Regions from separate parts of the Homo sapiens genome. Here region 1 is linked to region 2. Evidence: read pairs that join two places in POLR2A ChIA-PET (ENCODE). Cell type or tissue: PC-9. All regions are shown on one strand. Each heading gives the region's core, and the rest is flanking DNA. Links, peaks and the distances in the headings are about the cores only.

The links. ChIA-PET counts read pairs that join two places held together with the same protein. Peaks named below come from ENCODE experiments on the same cell type or tissue, not always from the same donor. Only the 100,000 strongest peaks of a DNase experiment are listed, where the experiment ranks them.
Region 1: POLR2A ChIA-PET joins it to region 2 with 7 read pairs; 2 of 35 experiments call an interaction of 5 or more read pairs at or near these places.

Annotation. Positions count from the first base shown.
Region 1 is chr7:73,453,456-73,456,372 of GRCh38, reverse strand. The region is part of intron 13 of BAZ1B (bromodomain adjacent to zinc finger domain 1B); the gene reads left to right. Among named protein-coding and RNA genes, the nearest start is that of FZD9, 21 kb to the right of the region's middle. In PC-9, for the core only: no CTCF peak of the experiment used is centred there; no DNase peak of the experiment used is centred there; H3K27ac peaks cover 298 bases.
Region 2 is chr7:73,565,586-73,568,502 of GRCh38, reverse strand. It overlaps TBL2 (transducin beta like 2), which reads left to right. Exons shown (of 7, transcript NM_012453.4): 7 at 1-966. Among named protein-coding and RNA genes, the nearest start is that of BCL7B, 9.4 kb to the right of the region's middle. In PC-9, for the core only: no CTCF peak of the experiment used is centred there; no DNase peak of the experiment used is centred there.

The sequences.
Region 1 (2,917 bases), core at 140-2,639, 110 kb after region 2:
GGGTAGCCTTTTCATTCTGTTGATAGTGTCCTTTGCATACAAGCATTTCATTTGCATGGAGTCTAACTTAACCTATTTTTTTCCATTGTTGCCTCCACTTTTGGTGTCATGTCCAAGAAATCATTGCCAGATTCAGTGTCATGAACGTTTCTTTCTCTTGTATTTTTCTAGATATTTTATAGTTTAACTTTTACATTTAGGTCTTTGATCATTTGAGTTAATTTTTGTCAGTGGTAGAAGGTAAGGCTTCAGCTTCATTTTTTTCATATTAGATACCCAGTTTCCTCACTTTTTATTTTTAAATGTAGCATGCTTTATTATTGTAAGTAAATAAAATGAGAGGTAAGTAAAATATATAACTCCCACCCTAGTTTCACTGCCCAAGGATGTCACTTTTTTAATAGTTTGGTGTCCTTTTTATGTATATACAAAGATTTGTTGGATTTATTAAAAGTGGAAACTTATACTGTGCACAACAGTCTTCAGTTTCTCACTTACCAGTATATTCTAAACATCTGTCCCCTCCGTCCCGTTAGTCCACACAGATCTACCTGATGTCATATTTGCTCTTTTCTGATTTTATTGCGTTTCTTTAGAAACGGGTCTCTACTGTCCATGCTGGAGTGCAGTGGTGCAGTCATGGCTCGCTGCAGCCTCAAACTCCTGGGCTCAGGCAATCCTCCCACCTTAGCCTGCCCTGAGTACCTGGGATTATAGGCGAGTGTCACCATGCCCAGCTAATTTTTAAATTTTTTATAGAGACGGGGCCTTGCTGTGTTGGCCGGCTGGTCTTGAACTCCTGGGCTGAAGTGATCCACCCACCCTGGCCTCCCAAAGTGCTGAGATTACAGGCATGAGCCACCTCGCCCAGCCACATTTGGTCTTTTAATTTTGTATTACTTATTAATAAATATGAAACTTAATAGAATAACTAGCAGCTCCATTTTTGTCTGTTTTGCGTATTAGATTTCTGCTTAAGATTACTTGTGAAGAAAAGAATTTGAGAACATTACATTATGGGAGAGGTCCTAACCATTATTTAGTGCAGAATATTGTCCCTAATTTTAGATTTGCCTCTCCCTGCCTTCTTTCCTTTTTTTTCACAAAGATCTGGTAAAGCCCTGCTTGTGCCAGTCGCTAGTAAGTTTGGAGGTTTTATAGAGATGAGTAAAAAAGCCTTAAGTTCAGGACCAGGTGCGGTGGCTCACGCCTGTAATCCCAGCACTTTGGGAGGCTGAGGCTAGCGGATCTTGAGGTCAGGAGTTCGAGACCAGCCTGGCCAACATGGTGAAAACCGGTCTCTTCTAAAAAAAAAAAGAAAAAATGCACACACACACACACACACCCCGAGTGTGGTGGTGTGGTGGCGCGAGCCTGTAGTCCCAGCTACTCAGGAGGCTGAGGCATGAGAATCACTTGAGCCCGGGAGGTAGAGGTTGCAGTGAGCCGAGATCGCACCAGTGCACTCCAGCCTGGCAACAGAGCGAGACTCCGTCTCAAAAAAAAAAAGCCTTAAGTTCTTGCCTTCGGGGAACTCAATTTGAGTGTGAGAGACCGGCAGGGGACGCTTACTGTGGTGTGACCAGTAATGATGAGAAACAGCAGTACTCAGGCTCACTGTGAGGGATACCCAGGGCACACTAGAGAAAACTTACCAGAGGGAAGAGAGGATGGGTTTTGAAGAATGTGTAGGAGTGGATCAGGTCATGGGAGGGGCAGCATAGGCCTGTTCAGATTGAACTGAAATTGGGCTCTTTGTCACTGACAGCTGGTTCTTGTTTGTCCTCCCCATTTACATAGAGTGAGTCTGCTGTCCTTTCCAAAGCTTATCAAATGTTTATACATAGTTGTCATGTTCCCCCTACATTTCTTCCTGAGGCCGAGGATGATATGTGATATGGGGGAGATAATTTTGGATAAGAGGTAAGCAGGGTGGAGAAAGAAAATTCAGTTTAGATAAAGATTTAATTCATGACTTAAGCTGAGACACTTACTATGTGGTGTGTCATTATCTTGCTGGGATTTAGTTTTCACCTTCCTGTGTTTCTTTTATTTTTAAAAATGTCTTTACTTTTTGGGATGGGGTCTCACTGTGTTGCCCAGGCTCTCTGCAGCCTCAGACTCCAGGCTTGTGATCTCCCACCTCACTTTCCCGAGTAGCTGGAACTACAGGTGCCTGCTACCATTCCTGGCTAATTTTTAAATTTTTATTTATTTATTTATTTATTTATTTATTTATAGAGAAGGGGTTTCCCTACATTGCCCAGGCTGATCTTGAACTCCTGGGCTCCAGTGCTCCTCCCATCTTGGCCTCCAAAAGTGCTGGGATTATAGGCGTGAGCCACCATGCCCAGCCTATGCTTATTTTATTTTATTTGTGAATGAATGAATGAATAACAGGGTCTCACTCTGTCACTCAGGCTGGTGGGTGCAGTGGTGTGATCTTGGCTCACTACAGCCTCAAACTCTTGGGCTCAGGTGTCCTTCTACTTCAGCCTCCCAAGTAACTGGGACCACAGGCATGTGCCACCATACCCGGCTTTTTCTGTATTTTTCTGTAGAGGCAAGGTTTCACCATGTTGCTGGTCTTGAACTCCTGGGCTCAAGTGATCCACCTGCCTTGGCCTCCCAGAGTGCTAGGATTACAGGCAGGAGCCACCGCATCTGGCCCTGTGTTCCTTTTAAATGACTGTGTATAGCACCTAGGTAACCTTTTAGATGTCTAAGATATTAAACAGTTAACTAGTCTCCTTAGCTAAATCTCTTCTCATTAGGCTTAAGTTTTAGTCTTACTACTACATAGGTTTTGTTTTTAACTCAAGTTCAATACAGAAGAGTCTCTTTCTTGATGTGATCTGTCCAAGAGTCACGTCTGTCCTTTCCATTTCTTTTCCTGCAACAGTGCTTCCTTCTCATT
Region 2 (2,917 bases), core at 134-2,633:
AAGGTGGGGACAGAAGTGAGCTGGAGGGCGGGCTTGTGTCCTGCCTGCAGGATGGGGGGTGGCTGCTACTTATTCAGGAATCCAGCAGAAATTGCTTCACAGAAGCTAGAAGTGAGCAACTTAAATAACTAAACACTATCTGGACCAAACAAAACACTAAGGTCGGCCCGATGCAGTCCACTACTCTCTTATTGGCAGCTTCTGGCTCACTGTTGAACCCACTGGAATGAGAGCACCACCGGGCAGACTCCTGGACCATCCCACTGTCAGCTCTGTGGTCCAGGCACAGTACCTGGGACAGTGTAAGCACTCAATGTGAAACTCAAGCCAGGGGCAAGCCACAGACCTCCCAGTATCTTCTCCGCGCATCTTCCCACTCCCAGTCTCCATTGTGGTTTTGTATGTTCCTAACCACAGACTTTTGGCAATGCTGTGCACACAAGGCCTGAGGAGTATTTCCTTGGCAATTGTCAGAAGAATGAGACTAAAACACTTCCTTTGCGCACCTGTTCTTAGAAGCAGCTCTGGCATTACTCCCGTTGTGTATCCAGGACAGGAAGTGGCAGTAGAATGTTGAGTTACTGAAGTCAGATGTCTTCAGTTCCAGTTCCAGCTGGAGAGCAGATAGTAGGTCCGTTGACCTCTCTGAGCTTGTTTCCTCAGCTGCAAAATAAGAATGAATCCTGTGCTACCCACCTTGCCATGTTGTGTTTCAGTGAGACGAGAAAACACTACCAAAAAGTCATTCCACAGACTTCTGAGGACAGAAAGTGCCCTCACTCAAGCTTCTCTTGTAACCACAGAGAAGGTGTCTGGATATTAACATAGAGCAGAGGCCACCAAGGTTTTTCTTTTTTTTAATCAAAAATCCTGCATGTGAAGGCAGTAATTGTATCTTAATATTATAATTTCAACATCTGTGGGTGTGAAATTTTTCAAAAAAAAAATTTGGGGAAATATTTTAAATGGCGGTGTATAGCCTATTTTGGTGTTTTGTTTGTTTTAGAGTTGGGGTCTCACTCCTTCATCCAGACTGGAGTGTGGTGGTGCCATCATGGCTCACTGCAGCCTCGACTTCCTGGGCTCAAGTGATCTTCTCACCCCAGCCTCCCAAGTAGCTAGGATCACAGGCGCATGCCATCACACCTGTCTGTTTTGTGTAGAGATGGGGGTCTTACTGTGTTGCCCAGGCTGGGGCTTGCAGTCGTTTAAACCATGCAATACACAGATTAAGATGGTGGTGCCATCTCAACAGTGGCCTGCCACTTCCCAGGGAGTCTTCCTTCCTCAGTGCAGTCCACCCTCCTCCTGGCTACTTTCCTGGGGTTTGGTTGCAAGTGGGTCTTCCACCACCTGCATCCAACACTCGGGCGCATGAGGAAAACCAACTCTTTAATTTGCTTATCTGTGATAACTTGAAGCCCTGGATAGTGTCTTGCATATGGACATGTTTTCACAATTATAGCTACTCCAGTAAAGTCACATTTCAGAGACTGACAGCTTGGGAAAGGCACAAAAAGTTTTGTTACTGTGTTATCTACAATGAATGTGCAATTCTTATGTAATGTTCATTGCAGCAGTATTCAGAATAGCAAAGACATGGAATCAACCCAAATGCCCATCAATGATAGACTGGATAAAGAAAATGTGGTACATATACACCATGGAATACTATGCAGTCACAAAAAGAACAAGACCATGTCCTTTGCAGGGACATGAATGGAGCTGGAGGTCATTATCCTTAGCAAACTAACCCAAGAACAGAAAACCAAACACTGCATGTTCTCACTTATAAGTGGGAGCTGAACAATGAGAACACATAGACACAGAGAGGAGGCAACACACACTGAGGCCTGTTGGGGGAGGGAGAGCATCAGGAAGAATAGCTAATGCATGCTGGGCTTAATACCTAGGTGATGGGTTGATAGGTGCAGCAAATCACCATGGCACACATTTACCTATGTAACAAACCTGCACATCCTGCACATGGACCCTGGAACTTAAAATTCATTAATTAAATAACAGGTACTGGGAGTGGTAGCTCACACCAGTAATCCTGACACTTTGGGAGGCCGAGGCAGGGGCATTACTTGGAGCCAGGAGTTCAAGACCAGCCCGAGCAACATACTGAAACCCCTGTCTATACACAAACACACGCACAAATTGGGGCATGGTGATGGACATTTGTAGTCCCAGCCTCTCTGGAGGCTGCAGTGGGAGGATTGCTTGAGCCCAGGAGTTCAAAGCTGCAATGAGCTATGATCACAGCCTGGACAACACGGTGAGACCCTGTCTCTTAGAAAAAATCAGTAACATGATATATTGAAAGCATTAACGATAGCCTCCCGTGATACATACTCTTTCACTTTCACTTCATAGCAGCTCTTGTGAAGTAGCAATTATTATCCCCATTGGAAAAACCAAGGTTTGTGGAAGTTAAGTGGCAAGCAGGAATTCAACTCTGGGTCTGAGTACAGAGCTCGAGCTGGTTCCTAGTGTGACCCCATACAGCCTCTGACCTTGCCATCCAGAAAATAAGCTCTTTGAGGGCAGGGAGTTTATAGTGTTAGAAATTCGTCTTGTATCTCTTTCTGTTGCACCCATGCAAGTGAGCACACAGTAGCCACTATTTCAATTTGTTGACTAATAAGACGAACCTGTATACTGATTGCCCAACAGCAAATGAGCTCACTTTGACCACCACTTGTGCATCCACCACGCAGTTGCATTGGCAGCAGAAATCATTCTATTACTTTCAAAAGTCACTGCATCTTGTGAGTTCATACACTTCAGTGTGATTCTCCCAGGGACTAATGGTTCCAAAGTGAGGAGATGATCAAAATTCCAAAACTGGGCTAGGCAGGGTGGCTCATGATTATAATCCCAGTGCTTTGGGAGGCCAAGGTGAGAGGATCAC